5 separate regions of the Homo sapiens genome follow, and regions 2, 3, 4 and 5 are each linked to region 1. Evidence: chromatin contacts called from ENCODE Hi-C or POLR2A ChIA-PET data. All regions are on one chromosome and are shown on one strand. The core of a region is the stretch at or near the end of the contact, and the rest is flanking DNA. Distances in the headings are between cores, read along the strand shown. Region 1 holds the start of CSE1L (chromosome segregation 1 like). Region 2 holds the start of ADNP (activity dependent neuroprotector homeobox). Region 3 holds the start of PARD6B (par-6 family cell polarity regulator beta). Region 4 holds the start of PTPN1 (protein tyrosine phosphatase non-receptor type 1). Region 5 holds the start of UBE2V1 (ubiquitin conjugating enzyme E2 V1).

What was found. Hi-C counts contacts between places; a loop is a spot of excess contacts on that map. ChIA-PET counts read pairs that join two places held with the same protein, here RNA polymerase II (POLR2A). Pooled maps may share reads with other maps.
Region 2: a pooled map shows a loop between it and region 1 (8-fold over the local background). The contact joins the promoter of ADNP here to the promoter of CSE1L in region 1. A Hi-C loop is called at or near these places in 5 of 50 pooled maps.
Region 3: a pooled map shows a loop between it and region 1 (12-fold over the local background). The contact joins the promoter of PARD6B here to the promoter of CSE1L in region 1. A Hi-C loop is called at or near these places in 1 of 168 maps with a recorded cell type or tissue (B cell) and 7 of 50 pooled maps. POLR2A ChIA-PET finds 5 or more read pairs at or near these places in 1 of 52 experiments (GM10248).
Region 4: a map of ascending aorta shows a loop between it and region 1 (9-fold over the local background). The contact joins the promoter of PTPN1 here to the promoter of CSE1L in region 1. A Hi-C loop is called at or near these places in 1 of 168 maps with a recorded cell type or tissue (ascending aorta) and 6 of 50 pooled maps. POLR2A ChIA-PET finds 5 or more read pairs at or near these places in 1 of 52 experiments (T-cell).
Region 5: a map of B cell shows a loop between it and region 1 (32-fold over the local background). The contact joins the promoter of UBE2V1 here to the promoter of CSE1L in region 1. A Hi-C loop is called at or near these places in 3 of 168 maps with a recorded cell type or tissue (B cell, CD4-positive, alpha-beta memory T cell and CD8-positive, alpha-beta T cell) and 9 of 50 pooled maps.

Annotation. Positions count from the first base shown.
Region 1 is chr20:49,044,668-49,048,352 of GRCh38, reverse strand. CSE1L (chromosome segregation 1 like) reads right to left here and starts at 2,041. Exons shown (of 25, transcript NM_001316.4): 1 at 1,930-2,041. CSE1L-DT (CSE1L divergent transcript) reads left to right here and starts at 2,297. Exons shown (of 2, transcript NR_110625.1): 1 at 2,297-2,493. RefSeq lists enhancers at 1,043-1,683, 1,649-1,718, 2,269-2,418.
Region 2 is chr20:50,929,338-50,933,022 of GRCh38, reverse strand. ADNP (activity dependent neuroprotector homeobox) reads left to right here and starts at 1,586. Exons shown (of 6, transcript NM_001282531.3): 1 at 1,586-2,197. ADNP-AS1 (ADNP antisense RNA 1) reads right to left here and starts at 2,039. Exons shown (of 3, transcript NR_110009.1): 1 at 1,969-2,039; 2 at 1,574-1,648. RefSeq lists silencers at 1,098-1,277, 1,141-1,328, 1,628-1,847, 1,998-2,047, 2,188-2,367 and 2 more and enhancers at 1,428-1,547, 1,967-2,757.
Region 3 is chr20:50,729,923-50,733,607 of GRCh38, reverse strand. It overlaps PARD6B (par-6 family cell polarity regulator beta), which reads right to left and starts at 2,028. Exons shown (of 3, transcript NM_032521.3): 1 at 1,756-2,028. The coding sequence starts at 1,821. RefSeq lists silencers at 1,586-2,375, 2,476-2,685 and an enhancer at 2,876-2,925.
Region 4 is chr20:50,508,497-50,512,181 of GRCh38, reverse strand. It overlaps PTPN1 (protein tyrosine phosphatase non-receptor type 1), which reads right to left and starts at 1,799. Exons shown (of 10, transcript NM_002827.4): 1 at 1,592-1,799. The coding sequence starts at 1,654. RefSeq lists enhancers at 1,726-1,825, 2,038-2,625 and a silencer at 1,936-2,165.
Region 5 is chr20:50,111,440-50,115,124 of GRCh38, reverse strand. UBE2V1 (ubiquitin conjugating enzyme E2 V1) reads left to right here and starts at 1,975. Exons shown (of 4, transcript NM_001032288.3): 1 at 1,975-2,018. The coding sequence starts at 1,997. The region is part of intron 5 of PEDS1-UBE2V1 (PEDS1-UBE2V1 readthrough); the gene reads left to right. RefSeq lists enhancers at 1,056-1,623, 1,628-1,737 and a silencer at 1,908-2,447.

The DNA.
Region 1 (3,685 bases), core at 792-3,291:
TAAAGAAACAAATTAATTCCAAAACTAGAGCACTGCTCTTGCATCCATCCAATCCTGTCCCAGACCCCAACCAGCAGAAGTAATCAGAAGGGGAGAGAGACTTCCCTTGCACTGATGGTAAGAAGTGAAAGATAAAGGGTTGTAGGAGCGGAGAGACGAGGTCCATTAGGATCCTCTGAAAGCATGTCAAAAAAAAAAAAAAAAAAGAGAGAGACACACACAGAGAAAGGCCAAAGATATGACTATGTGGGCCCAAGGTGAGAAAAAGAGCAATTGGTGGAATCCAAGACTAAAGGGTCCCCTTCTGTGCCTCCAAGGAAGAATAATACTTGTGCATCTACCATGTGGCAAGCACAGGTGGGATGGCACCCACCAGGGAGAGAGAAGTAAGCAAGACAGACAAGGTCCTTGCTCTCAAACAGCTTACATTCTAGCAGTTGAGAAAGATAACAAGTAAGCAATAAGTAAGTGTTAGTAAATGCTATGAAGTAACTAAAACCAGGTGATGTTGATGGAGAGCCATGGGAGAAAGGTCCTAGACAGGTTGATTAGACAGCCTGATCAACATGGTGAAACCCCGTCTCTAATAAAAATACAAAAATTAGCCGGGTGTGGTGGCGTGTAGTCTCAGACCTGTAGTCTCAGCTATTCGGGAGGCTGAGGCAGGAGAATCGCTTGAATCCGGGAGGCGGAGGTTGCAGTGAGTCGAGATCGCGCCACTGCACTCCAGCCTGGGAGGCAGAGCGAGACTCTCTCTCTCAAAAAAAAAAAAAAAAAAAAAAAAAAAAGAAAAGAGAAAAGAAAAAGAAAAAGAAAACAAAAGAAGAGGTTGGTTAGGGGAGGCCTAAGGTGAGGGAAACTTGGGAGAGGCGGCCTGCCTTGCAAAAATGTTGGTACTTCCCCAGCAAACAAAAGGCATGTGCAAATAATTTTAAATCGGAATAACCCTGGAATATGGAAGAAACAGAAAGCCACACTGGCTAAGGAGAAAGATGGGTGGGAGAGATGAATAAACAACCGTCAGCTCCCAGGGAACCTTTGTAAACCACGGTAAATAACTCAGCGCATCCTCAAAGCCACTTTCCGAGGTAGATTCTGTTATTAACCCCATTTTGCAGCTAAGGAAATGGAGGCTCAGTGAGATGAGGTGACCAGCCTCAAGTTACACCCCTAACGAGAGGCTACGTCTGGAATGAACCCAGGCGATCTAATTCCAAAGTCTATGCTCCGAACCACCACAGCACAGCGTTTCTCCCAAAACGAGGGAACCCTCCCCCAACCCGCGTTACAGGGGATTTCTATGTCCCGGGTGTACCGACTAGAATTCTCACAAACAATTCAGCAAAGTGAGATCACGATGCCCGTTTTACAGTCAGGGATACAAGTACAGAGGTTAGAGAAGGGTGAGTTCGGGGGCTTCACTAGAGTTAGGGCAAGGGACGACGCGAGGCAGCCGCAGCTCCACGCGCCCGCAGTCCCCGCCCGGGCAGGCCTCGCCGCCGCACACTCAGCTCGCGCGGCTAGCAGCCACCGTCGCAGAGAATGGACATGCGAGCGCGACCAATAAGGAGCGGCCTTCCCGAGCGGAGAGGCGGCGGCGCAGCCAATCAGCGCCGTGATGGAGAGGAAAGGGCGGGCAATCCGCAGGCTCGCGTTAGGCCGCGCCTCAGTTGCCCTCAGCCCTCACAGGCCCTGGGGTCGCCGCACCTGGGCCAGAGACCTAGGATGCCGCGAGGCGCGGCAAGCGCTCCCTAGGGAAGCCGAAGACCTTGCCTGAGCGCACCACCCGAACCCCGGGCCCACATTCCGCTCTCGCCCAGAGGCGCGGTTCTCACTCCCTAGCGCTCGTTAGTACCGGGAGCGCCTCATCCCTTCCTCAGCTGGGCCCCAAGAGCCACTCTGGTAGGCCGTGCACGCCCCGCGCCTCACCTCGTGGGGATACAGAAACGGAGGAGGGAACCCCAGCCGCGGACCGTAGCTGGCACTACCCGCTCCTGCCGCCGCTCCGCCTCACATTCAAACCCCGGCAAAATGGCGCGACAGCGAGCCTGAGGCCAGAGCGCATGAGCGAGCGGCCCGCTGCAGGGGGCGGGGCCAGGAATGCTCTGGCCCCACCCAAGTTCGAAGGGCCAATCGGGGCCCCGCTCTGTTTCTGCGCTGATCTCACAAGTGACAATGCTCTTTGGCTCTGACCATGCCAGCAGGCTTCACGGTTCTCGTTTTCCAAAGAGGAACACAGATTCAGCGAGCGGCTGCTGGCTTCTGACCCATTTTGATGTCAGGGCTTGGCACGTAGGAGGTGTTCAATGTTGATCGATCCAAGGTCGTGCACATAGGGTCTAAGACGGAAGAGAACTTCCTGCCCCTCTTGGAGCTTCTATTTTAGAGGGAGACACGGCCAGACAGGTCTCGAACTCCTGGCCTCAAGTGATCCGCACACCTTGGCCTCCCAAAATGCTGGGATTCCAGGCGTGAGCCACCGCGCCTGGCCTGGTATGTAAGTTTTGGTACTCTTATTACAGCCCACAAACCATATGGGATCTGGCCCCTGCCAGCCTGCCTGCCCTCATCACCTTCCGCTTCCCTCCTCTCCTCACCCTCACTCAGCTCCGCCACCCCACCTTCTTCCTGTTCCTCTAAGCTCCAAGCTTATTTCCACTTTAGAGCATTTATACTTGCTGTTCCCTGTGCTGGGATGTTCTAGATTCCTGAATGATTGGCTCCTTCTTTACATTTAGGTTCCAGCTCAAATGTCACCTCCACAAAAGAGGCCTATCTGAAATTGCCCACTCACCACCACCCAGCACACAAATTAGGGTTGCCAGGTTTAGCAAATAAAATGCAGGCTGCCCAGGTCAATGTAAATTTTAGAAAAAAATTTATAATTTTCTAGTATAAATACTGTGTAGGACATATTTATACTTAAAAATCATGCATTGCTTATCTGAAATTCACATTGAACTGGGTGCCCAGTGTTTGATCTGGTAAGCCTAGTTCCATGATATCATTATGGTATTTATCACTCTCCAACTAATTGTCTCTTCTTTATTTTGTTCCTCCTTCCGCTTCTCCCCTCCTAAACCCCTGCCCTCCTCCCCATCCATAACCTAAGGGATTCTATACAGCAAGGGCTTTTCTTTTTTTTTTTTTTTTTTAAAGACAGAGTCTTGCTCTGTCGCCCAGGCTGGAGGGCTGGAGTGCAGTGGTGCTGTCACAGCTCACTGCAACCTCTGCCTCCCAGGTTCAAGCAATTTTCCTGACTCAGCCCCCCAAGTTACTGGGACTACAGGTGCCCGCCACCATGCCCCGCTGATTTTTGTATTTTTAGTAGACACGGGGTTTCACCATATTGGCCAGGCTGATCTTGAACTCCTGACCTTGTGATCCGCCAGCCTTGGCCTCCCAAAGTGCTGGGATTACAGGCATGAGCCACCACGCCTGGCCAGGGCTTTTTTTTTTTTTTTTTTTTTCTTTTAAGAGGCAGGGTCTTGCTCTGTCACCCAGGCTGCAGTGCAATGGCACAATCATAGCTCATTGCAACCTCGACCTCCTAGGCTAAAGCAATCCTCCCACCTCAGCCTCCTGAGTAGCTAGGACTACAGGCACCTGCCACCACACCTGGCTAATTTTGAATTTTTTTGTAGAGATGAGCTCTCACTATGTTGCCCAGGCAAACTCCTGGCCT
Region 2 (3,685 bases), core at 337-2,836, 1.9 Mb before region 1:
CCCATTTTGCTTTGTAAATGAGGCCAAAGATGAAATCCAGATGTTTTCCCTTGTATTTGTATTATCACTATATGGAATCTAAGTATATCTAAGAAAAACTAAACTTAAACTTACTTTGCTTATTTCATATTAGTTTTTATCTGTCTTCTGCAGTGTGTAATTAGATTCTTTAGTTTTCTGAATCAAATGCTTTGCCCCAACCCCTTTTTCCACGACTTTTTTCAGCTGTTTTCCCTTGAAATACTGACTTGGCTTTTAAAGATACATTTTATCACAATTGCAGAAATGTGTTGTATAAAAGTTTGTTAAACAGGGCTAACTGAAGTCTTAGATGTTGAACAGCTATGTGTAACCACAATTTATACTACTTGCAGCGAACTCAGATTATTTTCGGATGTTAAGTATGGCTTGAAACTATGTTAACTTGAAATGTAAAGAAACAGCAAAAGACAGGTGTATTTACCTAAAGATCACATATTAAGGAAACAGGCTTGGTTAATTCCTCACTATTGACATCTATTACTTGTCAATACATTTAACCAACCAATGATACTTTAAATCATAATGTTACTTTGAACAACCTACTTTAAAAGGTTGGTTCAAAAATGTTGAGGAGATAATGTATTGGTTGGGATTGACCTAAATTTACAAAGCAACCATGTGCTGTCTTATGCTACCCAGATTGTGGGAGCACCAAAAGCTATGTCCCTAGGACTACAAAGTGTGTTGTTTAAGGATCTTGCAGAGAGCCAATGCCCCTATTGGCAACATCACTTCTCATCCTTAAGTTTCACCAGTTGGGTGGCCTCAAGGCACTAGGATTCCCATTTTTTTTTTTATTCAGGTCAGAGAAGAGTCCATCACTGTGACTGGGAAGAATGTCAAGTCACAGGGTAACGGCGGACCTTAATAAAATCTCGGCCCCTCTGCACCGAATACCCCACCAGGAAGGGCTAAGGCATCCATGGGGTTGTGTCTCATCTCAAGTCGCTGTGTGAAGCACGAGGCCCTCACACCTCATTTAAGGCAGGAGGCGTCAGGGGCGACCGGCCAGGTGTCCCGGCGCCTTCCCGCCGCTTCTCAGCCGTGGAAGCGCGGGCATCTGAGCACGTGGAGCCGCCCCAGGCCGCCCCGCACACCCCTCCCGCCAGATGTAGTCCAGGCCCAGCTGGGCCCGCGCAGGGATCCCCAGCACGGCCACCTGACTGAGTGCTGGGCGTGCTGCGGCCCGCTGCTTCTGCCTCCGCCGCCGGCGCTGCGGCCAGAGGAAGGCGCCCGCCGAGCACACGGGCCCCGGGAGCGCACTGCGGCCATTATCCGCGGCGCCTCCTAGTGGGTCAATGGCAAATCCGCCTGGTTCTCGCGAGAGCTCCCCCCTCAGTGGGGATTATATAATTTCCCTCAAGCGGGGGTGGGGGTGCTGAGAGCACCCTCCCTCAGGAAAAGTTAGGTGCAAGCAGGGGTGGGAGTAAGAGGAACCCCCCCTGGGGAAAAGGGGGTTAGGGGTGCTGTCCCCACTGCCCCCCCCTATTTAGCTGGACAATGAGTCCTCTTATGCTAATGAGGCACTTACGTCACTTCCGCTCTTTCTCGGCCGCCATTTTGGCTAGGGCAGGTTCGGGGACTCGGTCCGAGGCGCTTGTATTGTCTGCTGAGGGGAGACGCGGGATCAGCCCCCTCCCCCGCCCGTTGCCGCCGCCGCCTCCGCCGGCCCGGTCTCCCCTCCGCCGCCCGCCGGGATCCATGAGCTGAACTCCCGCCCCCCCCCCCCCGGCCGCCGCCATCTTGTGCCCCCTCCCCCTCCCGCAGGCAGCGCTAAGGGGGATTTTGGCGTCTTCTCAGACACAGCTCCCTCTCTCGGTCCCCGCTGCTGAGGAGCGAGAGGAGCGCGGCCGCCGCCGCCCGCGCCGGTGAAGCCGCCTCTCCCACACCCTCCGTCTCCTCCCTCCGCCCCTCCTTTGTCTGCACCGCTCGACGACGCCGCCGCCGCCCGCCGCTCTGCTGCGCCCGCCGCGCCCCCCGGCAGCACCCGCGGCCGCGGCGCGAGCCGGAGTCCGCCGAGCCGGAGCGCGACGAGGCCCCGGGCGCGCCCTCCCCGCTGCCGCCACCGCCGTGCCGCCGCCATCCGCCCGCCGCCGCCGCCGCTGTCCGGCCCCCGAGCACGCCGGCCCCGCGCGCGCCTCGAGGCCGAGTCAAGGTAAGCCCGGCGCCGCCGCGCGCGGACCCGCGGCCCTGCCCTGCCTGGCTTCCCGACCCCGGCCCGCGCGGCCGCCAGTGCAGCCTGGCCCCGGGCGCGGGCGCATTGTTGTTCGCATCGCCGCCCTCCAGCCGCACACACGCTCCTTTGCACACCCCGGCGCCGACGGGTCCCCCGTCCCGGCACGGACCGCTACCCGACTCTGCTCCGGAGGTCCAGGCGCCTCCTCCTGCAGCCCGACCCCCTTCTCCGCCCTGTGAGCCCACCGAGGCCAGCACTCTGCCTGGCCGCCCGGAGCTTTTGCAGCTAAGGGCATCTCCCCCAGCCAGAACCGAGCTTCTCCCATCCTGGAACTAATCCCGTCCGCCCCCCACCCCCAAAAGGAGCCCCCCCACGCACACCCCCATGCCTTGAACCAGCCTTCTGCCAGGTCTGCCCACCCTTACCTGGGGGAGGGGGGACGGGGTTGGGGGGGGCGGGGAGCATGCATGGCATGGAGTGAGTCTTTGCCTCCCCTGTGCAATCCTTCTTCCCCAACCTGCCAGCTTTCCTCTTATCCTGACCACAGTTCACCACCATCCCTTTTCCCCAATCTCAGCTGCCTGGTCAGCACCTCTTTCGAACATTCTGAGCCCCAACTTTGCAGTAAGGTGGTAGAAAATGGAAATCCAGAGAGCTGCAAAAAGATTTTTTTTTAATGTAATGAATGGGGAGTAGTTTTGTGAACACACTCGTATTCACCTCTTCTTTCCTCTGGGAGGCCTGCCTGCCTTCCCCTCCCCCCCAACCTTGATCCCTGTCTGCTGGAAAAGGCGCGATTGCTTCTCTTCCTCTTCTGCCCAAGACCAAGACTCTAGGTCTGATATCCTTTTTAGCCACACACACACACCCCCCACACACGAAGTCTTCTTAATCTTCTTGAATTTACCAGTTACTCTGGACACTTCTTGCCATAACCCCATTTCACAGACAAAGGCTTAGGAGGGAAAAAGAACCAAACTGTTTCTGTGTTTGTCATGTTAATGATGTCCATCCCCACACACCCAGTTCCCATCCCTGATGCTTCTTGTGCCTGTATCTTGAACCTTCAGAATGAAAAAAAAAAAAATCTCTTGGATAGCTTGATACAGTTTCTTTAGAAATCTGCATTGTTGCTTCTGGTTTATGGCCATGGAGAAAATACCAGCCCCCACCCAAAATGCACCGCAGCCAAGTCGGCTAAAGGCGATGAGTGTTGGAGTCAGTAGGGGGCGCATTCTCTGCACTGGGTAAGGCTGCAGAGGGGGGAAGGGCCCCCGAGCTAGAACAGGATGTGCTTCACAGCGCCTTCTACAGACCATGGGAAAATGGGCCCAGCAAGACACACTCGCACTCTTAGTTGGTGAGCTGACAGCAACATGGCGAAGGATTAAGTGAGTCAAGAGCAGTGATTTTACTTCTTTTAAAGAGCCCACCCTGCATTTTAGAAGTTTTCTCCTTTTACTTTTT
Region 3 (3,685 bases), core at 779-3,278, 1.7 Mb before region 1:
GTCATCTTAACGCTATAGCTCAAGCAAGTCACTTCAATTTGCTATGCTGTGCACAGAGGACACATGGACATGCACATTCCTTAAATTGCTGTAACTACACGTCTTTTCTTACTAATTCTGAAACTAGTGCCAATCCTCATGTAAGTGCCAAGCCGTTTTTGTTTTTGTTTTGTTTTGTTTTTTGAGATGGAGTTTTGCTCTTGTTGCCCAGGCTGGAGTGCAATGGTGCAAACTTGGCTCACTGCAACCTCCACCTCCCGGATTCAAGCGATTCTCCTGCCTCAGCCTCTCAAGTAGCTGGGATTACAGGCATGTGCCACCACGGCCGGCTAAAAATTTTTTGTATTTTTAGTAGAGATGGGGTTTCATCATGTTGGCCAGGCTGGTCTGGCACTCCTGACCTCAGGTGATCCACCCGCCTCGGCCTCCCAAAGTGCTGGGGTTACAGGCGTGAGCCACCGCGCCCAGACTCAAATCACATTTTTTAATGATGTTACAAACGAATGTCGATTTTCTCGATGTGATTCTCAGTTACAGAAACTTACAGAACTTTGCTTATCAACCCTAGACAATAAAACTATTCTACCTAGAGGCTCTAGGAAGCTTTCCTTACTCCACTGTACCTCACTCAAATCACTCCTTGATTTTACATACTCCTTAGTAGTCTTACCATCTATGATGCTCCATTACTTTTTTTTTTTGAAATTGATATACTTTCAATTTTCTCCTTTTCTGTGTTTTGGCCTTCTCAATTCTATTTTAAATGTTCTCAGGGCCCAGCCAGTGTCCTGTTTTGTATTCTGCAATGTCTAGAAGTTATTAAAAAGGCATGAAGGCTTTGCAAAAAAACAGCTTGAGGAAGTCATAACCTTTCTAAGCCTCAGTCTTCTCAGAGAATTGGGCTAGATTATCTAAGCTCCTTTTAACTCTTCAACTCAAGAAACGCTTGCTGAAAGTGTTCCCTTGGCTGCCGATCACCTTCAAATTCCAGCTCAAAACCCCCTTTGGAAGGCATTCCCTAACTAATCCCTCCCTACAGACTACCCTGCTCACTGAGCCTTGAGATTTAGAAATTCAGTGAATACCGAAGTAATTATCAGCAGATTGGCATACCGTTGGTCAAGGGGAAAAGCACTTGATGTGAGTAGGTAGCAGGATGGAATGAAAAGAGCATCTAGAGTCAAACTGTAAAGTGCTACTCCAACGTAAGGTGATAGTACTAATTTTACAGATTAAATGCATACCAAAGTTAGTGCTAGAAAGAGCGCCAGCAGGAAGCAAAGCGAACTTTTAAAGGGCTGTTTAGTTCACTGGGCTCTCTCCTTCGCCACTCGATGCGCCCCTTAACCACAGAAAGTGGGAACAACGGGGTGGTCCAGGGCCCTTTACTCACAGCCCAGCAGGCAGGATTCTCCTACACCTTTTGAGCAGCCTCGCATTTCACTCAGTGTGCGCCATCCTTGGATATACCTTGGCCCCTACTCCCGTCCGTGAACACGGGAATGAGATTTACGGAATGAGATTAAATGCTGGACTAGGTCTTCTTCCTGCCCGGGCCAGGGGCGGACACTAGCGCCCCCTGACCCCCGCCACCCCCTCCTCGGCAAGTTTATTACCCACAGTCTCCCGACCGCACCGTCCAGACCCCGGGGCAGCTCAGCCCGTCGCCTCCCCCGGCGCTCCGAGCCTGGCCCGGCCTCTCCCAGGCCCCGGCCCCCCAGGCCCGCCGCTCCGCCCAGCCCGGGCCCCGCGCACCTTGCTCTTCACCTCCATAGTGCCCAGGCAGCCGCTGCCCGCCCCGTGCCGGTGGCTGCGGTTCATGCTGAACGCCGAGCCCCGCGACGGCCTCCTCCGGCCGGGCGGCCCCTCAGGAGCGCGGGGAGCGAGTGCGCGACTGGGGATCTCGGAAAGCGGTTGCGGCCCGGGCGCCTCCTCACAGGCACCTGCAGAGGGGGCGGCCGCAGCTCCGGCGTCCGCGCTGAGCTCCACTCCACCAGCTGCTCACACGGCGGGACCGAGGGTCGGACTGGTGGCGCGGCAGGCGGGGAAGCAGCTCCCTCCCTCCGGGCCCCGGCGGCGACGGCGACAGCGCTGGAGGAGAGGAGGGGGCGGAGCGGAGGCCACAAGCGCCGCAACCTCTCCCTCTGCCGCCTCCCCCGCGAGCCCGCGCGCGCGCACCCGAGCGGACCACAGCCGCGGCGCGTGCGCGCGCTCACCTGCAGCCCCCGAAGATGCCGCAATCCCTCGCGTTCCGCCCACACCCAATAGAAAGCGCGCACCTGCGCCCGCGGCGCCAACCAATCGATACACGCCTCGCGCGGTGCGTGGGCGGGCTGCCTCCTCAAAACCCCGCCTACCACCGCACGATTGGTCCTGCGCTACGAGGGAGGGGCGGGATCACCTGAAGCCATGGCCCTCCGCCCCGCTTCAGGCCGGAGAGCCAGAAGGCGCATGCGCGGGTGCTGGAGTTTCCGCCCCGGGAAGGCACGCGGGGAGGCCGGCCGGAAGCGCGAGCGCACCTGAAGAAGGGCTCGGCTGGGTGGGCCTTTTGCGCACGCGCGAGCGCGCGCCTGGTTGCCCGGCTCCGCCGGGGCTCGCGCCGCTTAGCGCGCGCCAGTCACACGCACGGTCCAGGGGATTGGATGCGCCGCCCGTCCGGTTGCCGAGGCGCTGCGGGGCTATTCGGTTCCAGCCGGGCCCCCTTCCCGCTTCCACTTTGGGATGCTGCAGCCCCCAACGACGCCCCTCCACCGCCCCTTATCGTTGCTTAGGCGTCCCGCTGCAACTCTTGGTTGCAAAATTCAAGTTTTCCCGCCTCTGCAGCGGTTGCTGGGGGAGAAGCTTAGGGCTCTCTTGGCTTCATTTTGTCCGAAGAGACTCTGCACGCCTTAAGTCCGTCAGGTCGAGAGGGAAGGAAAGTGGGCTGAGGCGCGGGAAGGCTCCTTGCAGGCCCAGCCTCCCTGAGGATTTCTAGTCCAGTCTTTCAGGGCTTTTTTTTTTTTTCTTTAAAAGTCTTCCTTTTCCCTCCTCCCGCCATTCCTTGGCCATTCGCTGTTTCTACAAATGACAGCCTCTAGGTTGTGTTCGTTTCCCGGAGTGACCAAGCTGTGTCCCAGAGCAACAAAACGCTGAATCCTCCTCTCTGAACGTCCCAGAGCCCGGCCTCTCTTCACACAGACCCTGTGGGTCATGGGGAGGAGAGGAGAAGACTGAAGCTTTTGGCTGGAGGAGATTCCCAGGTCCCAAGGTCTCCCTGTGGGACCCGGGAATCCAAGAGCTGTTGAAACCTGCAAGCCAGGAAGGGGGCAGGGGAATGGAGGTGGAGGGGAAGGTCCAACCTGAGATTTGGCAAGAAGAGTGGTTAGGGTACCTTCCTCCCCTCATCTCCCTGCCCACCTCGGAGGCCTCCTAACACTTGTACCCCTGTTGCCCAGCACTTGTTACAAGTTACAGGTTTCCCATTTTTGTGTGCATCTGAGTTTTGTGAGTAATCTGCCACCAGCCTAGAATGAAAGCTCCCGAAGGCGCAGGGACGGCTTGTGCTTTGCTGGCATTGAGTGGCACAGAACCCGACTCCCAGCGGGTACTCAGATGGGTCTTTGCTGGGTGCTGCCACTGAGGGTGTCCCTTCTGCAGGCTCTTTGCCCCACTTGGGTTCAAAGGCGAGAAGCTCATTTTTTTCCCT
Region 4 (3,685 bases), core at 550-3,049, 1.5 Mb before region 1:
CCTTATGGAATTCATTCAGCTAATTCAGAGACCAGATATGGCATACAAATTTTATATACTGATCAATCATACTTATTAGTATATAGATTACAGTGGTTAGAAATATTAGTCTAGCAGAAACTAATATACACACTACAGTCCAAATAAAAAGAATCCTGTCAAATAAGCTTGATGTAAATCCACATGAAAATCAAGGCTGCCAAAAAAAAAGGCTTTTGTTAGTCAAGCATACCAAAGAACTGCTTAAACCTTTTTTCCTTTCTAAGCGGAGCTCAAAATAGATTTTAATACTACAGCTGATGGATCTCACAATTTGCCTTTTGAGCCTATAAGCTGAAAACAGAATCATCTGCTGTCTCCCTTTACACAAGTAACAAAATCTCTCTATTCTGTATATCGCTTATTTAAGATACTGTGCAAGTGTGGTTTTAGTTAATCTTAACAACCCCCGCAATGACATTTAATTGGGAGTATGTATCTTATTCAGCTGCTTGTGAAAGGAAGAGCTCTTTGTGTTTTTAACTACTTGTTTTATAGATATATGAGAAACCCTCCTTTCCTAACTTTTTAACACACAAGGAGATGACTCCTAAGACAAGGTCATCTCTGCCACGACCAAAGACTAAGCTGCTCATTGAGGAAAGATGCTATTTTAGAGAGGGTTAAAACGTTAACCTTCCTGAGTCCCTGCCTGAAAGAATAATATCATGGCCCCAATGGAGTGGGTACCGCAGGCCTCCTGGCTAGAAGGTTCTTTAGCCCCATATTCTCACGGCTTTCTGCTCCTCTTGGTTCAGCTCACAAAGCAAATGTCTCCTCCTTTGACAGGCCTTCCCTGATCCCCTTCTCTAAGACAGCCGGCCTTCTATGCAGTCACCCTGTACCCCGTTAGGAAGTCGTTCTCTTCACAGCACCTGTCACTATCTGAAATTATTTGCTTTTGTGTTTGATTGCCCTATTCGACTCTAGGCCCCACTAAGGCTAGGATCTTGCCTGTCCTGATTAGCAAACACCACCTCCAATGCCTAAGCGGTGCCTAGCACAGAATAAGCTTGCCAACTCCTATCCAATAAATGAATGAACAGAAAGGGGAAAGGGGACTGTCATCTCTGGGACTCGACGCACACTGAGACTAGGGGAAAGGAAATGTGAAGGAGGGACGGGGGGAGTAACCTTTTCCCCCAGGGAGACAAAGGAAGAGAGTCTGAGGTGGTCCACTCCAGAAAAGGAAATAGTGGGGGTGCTAAATCACCCCAGGGGACAAAGAGTGGACAGGCAGGGGGCGGGGTCGGGGTGCGAGGGATTCGCGTTGAGAGCACAGACCGGCGGTCCCCCGGCTTGAGAGATCACCCGAGCTGGAGAACAGAAGGGAGGTGGGGGATCGAAGGGGGCTCCGACGCTGCGGCGAGAAACACGCCCGCCCCGGGGACAAAGGGTGGGGGGACGCAGTGCGTCGCTGTCCCATCGAATCCTCAAGCAGTAGGAGCGAGGCAGAGGGCAAGACCCAGAGGGAGTCTGGGGCCTGGAGGTCTGAGGGGATGTTCAAGCGGCCTAAGCGAAGGGCCCGCCACGCTCCGGGGCGCTCCCGCACCTGGTAAATGGCCGCCCAGCTCCCGGACTTGTCGATCTGCTCGAACTCCTTTTCCATCTCCATGACGGGCCAGGGCGGCTGCTGCGCCTCCTTCTCGGCCCACTGCGCCGTCTGCCGCTCTAGGCCGCGTCGCGCTCTTAGCCCCGAGGCCCGCTGCAATCCCCGACCCCTGCAGCTACCGCCGCCCTAGCCGCTGCTGCTTCTTCATGTCAACCGGCAGCCGGAACTACGCATCACGCCTGCCAGGGGCTCCGCCCCTGAAGCAGAAGGACCAATCAGCGATCGAGAATTTCGACAAGCACTTCCGCGGGGAGGAGCCGGGGGCGGTGCTAGGGGAAGTGGCCCCAGCACCGCGAGATATCTAATAGCGCGCGTTCCCTCCTCCGCTTTGGGGCTCTGGGCTCGGGCGCGGCGCGCGCCTGTTGCCTAGGCGACCCCGGGAGCCCCGCCCACGGCGCGTGGGCTCTCCAGGCCCGGGAGGGCATTGAGTTCCAGCCCCGACCCGGCCCGTTGAGTCACAGAGTGAGTGGCCTTAAAGTAGTCATGCACCTCCTTTCCTGCAGGGCCTGGGCCCCAGCCTCAGTAATCCAAGCTGGAGTATGGGAGGAGGGCACCGTGCTCTATTTCCTGCCTCCCAGCTCTGGCCAGATGTCTGCCCTTTTTTCATGAAACTCAGGAGTATCATGTTTCACTACGCTGCTGGGGAAGCCCACTGCTCTCTAAGGGTAGTGTCCCTGTCTGAAACGCAGAATTTCCACTTGGGTGCTGCAGGAATGAATGGATGGGGATGGAATGATTTTCAGTGTTTCCCGAAGTATCAAGGAACTCCTGCTCAGACTGAACTAAGCAGAGCACAAATTCCATGGTGCATTATGTTAAATAAAAATCATAGGAGCCCAGGCGCGGTGGCTTACATCTGTAATCCCAGCACTTTGGGAGGCAGAGGCAGGCGGATGTCTTGAGGCCAGGAGTTCCAGACCAGCCTGGGTAACAGAATCAGACCTCGTCACTACTAAAAGTTAAAAAATTAGCCGGTGTGGTGGGGCCCAGCTGCTGGGGAGGCTGAGGCAGGAAGATCACCTGAGCCCAGGAGGTGGAAGCTGCAGTGAGCTGTTTTGGCGCCACTGCACTCCACCTTGGGTGGCAGAGAGAGACCCTGTCTTGAAAAAAAAGGGCTGGGTGTGGTGGCTCACACCTGTAATCCCAGCACTTTGGGAGACCGACGCAGGTGGATCACCTGAGGTCAAGAGTCCGAGACCAGCCTGACCAACATGGTGAAACTCGGTTTCTGCTAAAAAAAAAAAAAAAAAAAAAAATTAGCCGGGCGTGGTGGCGCATGCCTGTAATCCCAGCTACTTGGGAGGCTGAGGCAGGAGAATCGCTTGAACCCTGGAGGCAGAGGTTGCAGTGAGCCAAGATAGCTCCACTGCACTCCAGCCTGGGCAACAAGAGCGAAACAAACAAACAAAAAAAGTTCTGGCATTAGGGTCTCAACAGACTAGACTAAAAATCAAAATGGAGTCACTCATGCTAAAGTTCTACATCATCAGACTGATAACCTTTCACAAAATCAGAAGAGAGATACACACCCTGATTTCCCAAGCAGACCGTTTTAATCAACATAATGAAGTTCCCTTTGCTTTAATCCTTACAACAAAAAGTAACCTGAAGTAACCCGATGCGACCAATCAGTTATTTCTCTCTTGTTCTGTTTCCCTGTTCCTGCCTTACAAGGAAAGTAACTTTGAAATGACCAATCTGCTTTTTGTTCTTTGTTTCTGCTTTTTTCAGCCCTTTTCTGTCTATAAAACCAACCTCCTCTGCTCAGCTCATTGGGACACTTGTGCTATTTTGAGGAATGAAGTCTTGCCCGATTCTAGAATCATGAATGAAGCCAATTAAGATGTTTAAGTTTGTTGTAATTTTGTCTTTTGACATTTACGGTCACCTGGGAAGTGTGTTGAATAATGCAGGTTCCTGGACCCATCGCCAAATGATTCAGATATCTTTGGTCTAGGGATGAGACCCGGAATCTGCATTTTCACCAACAACTCCAGCTGATTCTCGTACCTATGATCCTTAAAGCACCCATGA
Region 5 (3,685 bases), core at 726-3,225, 1.1 Mb before region 1:
TGCCAAGGCTATGGTGAGGCAAGTGGGGTACCTAGGGTGCAGATTTTTTTTTTTTTTTTGAGACTGAATCTCTCTCTGTTGCCCAGGCTGGAATGCAATGGTGCAATCTCAGCTCACTGCAACCTCTGCCTCCCGGGTTCGCTCGATTTTCCTGCCTCAGCCTCCCGAGTAGCTGGGATTACAGGTGTGTGCTACCACGCCCCGCTAATTTTTGTATTTTTAGTAGAGACGAGGTTTCACCATGTTGACCAGGCTGGTCTGGAACTCCTGACCTCAGGTGATCTGCCCACCTCGGCCTCCCAAAGTGCTGGGATTACAGGTGTGAGCCACCATGCCCTGCCCTAGGGTGCAGATTTTAAGGAGTCACTCACCTGCAGCGCTGTGCAAGTGCGGAGTCAGGACCTGAGTGAAAGCCCCGTTAAATCTGACCACCCCATCCTCGTCCCTGCCCTGGGTGCAGAGCCTGGTGCACAGGGTGTCCAGGCATCCTGCTTTGCCCTGGAGAGCCCTGGTTTCCACTTGTCCTGGTGAGATTATAATAAGTCCCCTTTTAATCTGATGTGTGTCCTCATTAGGTGATAATTCTATGGTCGCTCAACTTGTAAAGTTTGTATTTTATCCAGAGGGAATGGGGAGCCACTGAAGGCTTTAGCTGGAGGGTGTTTTGAGCAGATGTTGGTCTATATGGAGAATGGGCCATAGGGGAGAGAATGGAAGCTGCTGGGGTCTTCCAAGTGGGAGATAAAGGCAGCTTGCCCTGAGTGGAGAAGTGAACGGAGTGGAGAGATGCAGAGTAGGCACTGCTATCAGACAAAGGTGATGAATTGGATGTGCTGGGTGAGGGCTTCCAGCTTCCTTGTCCCTCTATGTTTAGAGTCCTGGTCCTTCTGCCAGTATTTTGCTCTGTGACCTTAAGCCAGTCCCTTCACCTCTCTCAGCCTCAGTGTCTACATCCATATAAGGGCTTCTCAGACAATTTATAATAAAGGAGGAGTACCTTCTTGGGTTTATTTATTTGCAAAAATATTTCCCAAGGGCCTTTGCACAAGCTGTTCCCTCTACCTCCTCATTGTTACGGTCTCTGCTGAAATATGACCACCTTAGGAGGCCCTTCCTGACCATCCTCTGCTGCTCTTGTCTTGGTTTATCTCTACCCTATCAGAATTATAGTTTCCTGTTTATTTACTTGCTGTCTACGACTAGAATGTAAGTCCCTGAAAGCAGGGATTTGCTTCTTCAGAGATGTCTATCCATCCCCAGCGCCTAGCACAGTGTCTGGTACATAGTAGGTGCTTAATGTTTGTTTGTTTGGTTGAATGAATGAATGAACGAATGAATGAATGAATGAATGAATGAATTGGGTAGATGGTTAGCAAATGCTTTCCCTGCCACCTTAATGCCCCTAAATCATTTAGCTGCACCCACTCCAAGCCTTCTCTGGCCGGGGAGCATCAATCCTAGGAGCCAGATCATCTGACCTGGAGGGTGATGATTCAAAAAATTTGAACCTGGAGGTTAAAATTCTGCCTGTCTCTGCCACTTAACAGCTGAGTTTAGATAAATCGCTTGATCTCTCTCGGCTGCATTTTTCACATTAATTCTGACCTTGCGGAGATGTGGTGAGGATCTAGATAGGAACTAGACAGGAAAAAGCCCCAAGCGAATTCGGCGCTTTTGTTTGAAGCTATATTTTCTTTTTCTTTCACAATCGCGCCTTCCCAAGCCTAGTCACCCCTGCCCTTCTCACTAAGCACATCACAACCTCCCTCGCACCCGATGTGTGGGGACTTGCAGGTTGCTGGGCCCTCGAGCACGCAGATATTTCCTTTCTCTAAAAGGGAAGGAAAAGAGCCTTCCAGGCCACGGGTCGTGCAGGTCTCCGGGGCGGGCGTCAGCGGCGGCGTATGTGCGTGCGCGCGCGCCTGCGCATCAGGGCCGGGGGACGGGTAAGGGGGGGGTGAAGAAGGGGCCGGCCTTCAAGCAAGAGCGACGCAAGATGGCAGCCACCACGGGCTCGGGTGAGCGGGGGCGCCGGGCCCGGCCGGCCGAGGGGGCATGGGCTTGGGCCGGGGGCCGGGGACCCTCAAAGCCTCCTGCAGCGGAGCCAGGGTCCCCGCGCCGCCTCTGTCTGCTGGGCTCCGCGGCAGCCACCGGCGCGGCCTGACCGGGGGAGGAGGAGCAGGCGGTGGCCGGAAGCACGGGCGGGGGGCTGAGGGGCCTGTGGGCGGCGCGGCGAGGCCCTGAGGCTCCCCCGGGAGGCGTGAGGGCCCTCTGTGCTGTCTGGGGGAGCCGGAGTGGGCGAGGAGCGAGCTCCGAGGCACTCCTGAGGATACCGGGGCTGGCGACTCTTAAGGGGCGATCTAGAGGTCCCCTAGAGGAGGCGCCCCACAGCGGATGGAAGTCCCATACTGGGTGCCAGGGGTGCGGCTGAGAGGGGCCTTGGGATGTCTGGAGGGGACATCAGAGAAGCCCTTCAGGCTGGATGGAAGAAACGGGATCCTGAGGGGGTGACTTGAGAGGATCCCCTATCGGTTGAGGGAACGGCTCCGGCGTTAGTTTTAGAGATGGGGTTAGCTGAGGAAATAGCTATGTTGACTAGAAAGGAGGAGCCTTGGAGCAGCTGCTTTTGGGGAGAATGAAGGGGGTCTCCGCATGATAAGTGAGAGGAGGGAAAAGGATTCAGATGCCAGAGGGACCTAATAGCGGTGATAGTGAAATGACCCCATCATTACCAGTCTCCTGTTCGAGGATACAGATGGATTGCTTCAAGTTAGGTTTCAGGGGACAAGGTCCGAGTGGGGCAGTTGGTGGAAGCCTCTGATATTGGATGAGGGAGAACAGATGAATTGGGAGCCCCGAGGATGTCTCTTTGGGAGTGGGGATTCAACTGAGGGAAGCCCCTGAAATGAGGGAGTGGAAAAGGTCGGGTTCCGGAGATGTTTCCTGTAAAGGAGAAAAGTCTCCTCTTTTTGAATTGAGTGAGGGAAGCATATCCTAGAAGTGTCTCTTCTGTGGAGACGCTCACTCTCATCGACTCCTTTAATAATTGGGACAGATATGTGGGTTCAGCTCAGAAGTTCCCCACTGGCTGATGGGAGTAGGGAGGTGAATAGATGAAATGGGAACTCTTGGGTGAGGCTGCACCCTCAGGTGCCTGGCAGTGAAGTTGGCCAAGGAGGTTCTCTCAGATGGGGTGAAAATGGGTTACCTCTCTGATGGAGGAAGCAAACAGGGCCACAGTGTTCCCCACTGTGGGGCTGCAGGGACACCAGCCTGAGTACAGCAATCATTGGCATATTTAAGGCCACAGCAGCGGCAGTGTTGGGAAGGAATTGGTGATCCATGGGAAATAGGGTGAGGGGAATTCTTTATAAATGTTGCTACTCTGCGGTCTCAAGGAGCCATACTTGCCTGATGGTTGGGGTGGGAATAAAAGAAATTGAATGTGGGGGATCTGACTGAAGTGACCCACCACAAGCTGCTGCCTTTTGAGTTTAAAACAGTGGGGTCTTCTTGCAGAATAGCGGAGACCATGAATCCTTTTACTCGATTTTGGTTTCAGCTGGAACAGTGCTGAGTCAATTCATTTACCATGACGCTGCCCCAGGCACTCCCAGAAGAGAGATTCTGAGTCAGGCCAGACTGCTGGGTAAAACTTCTCACCAGAATAACACTCCTACCGGGT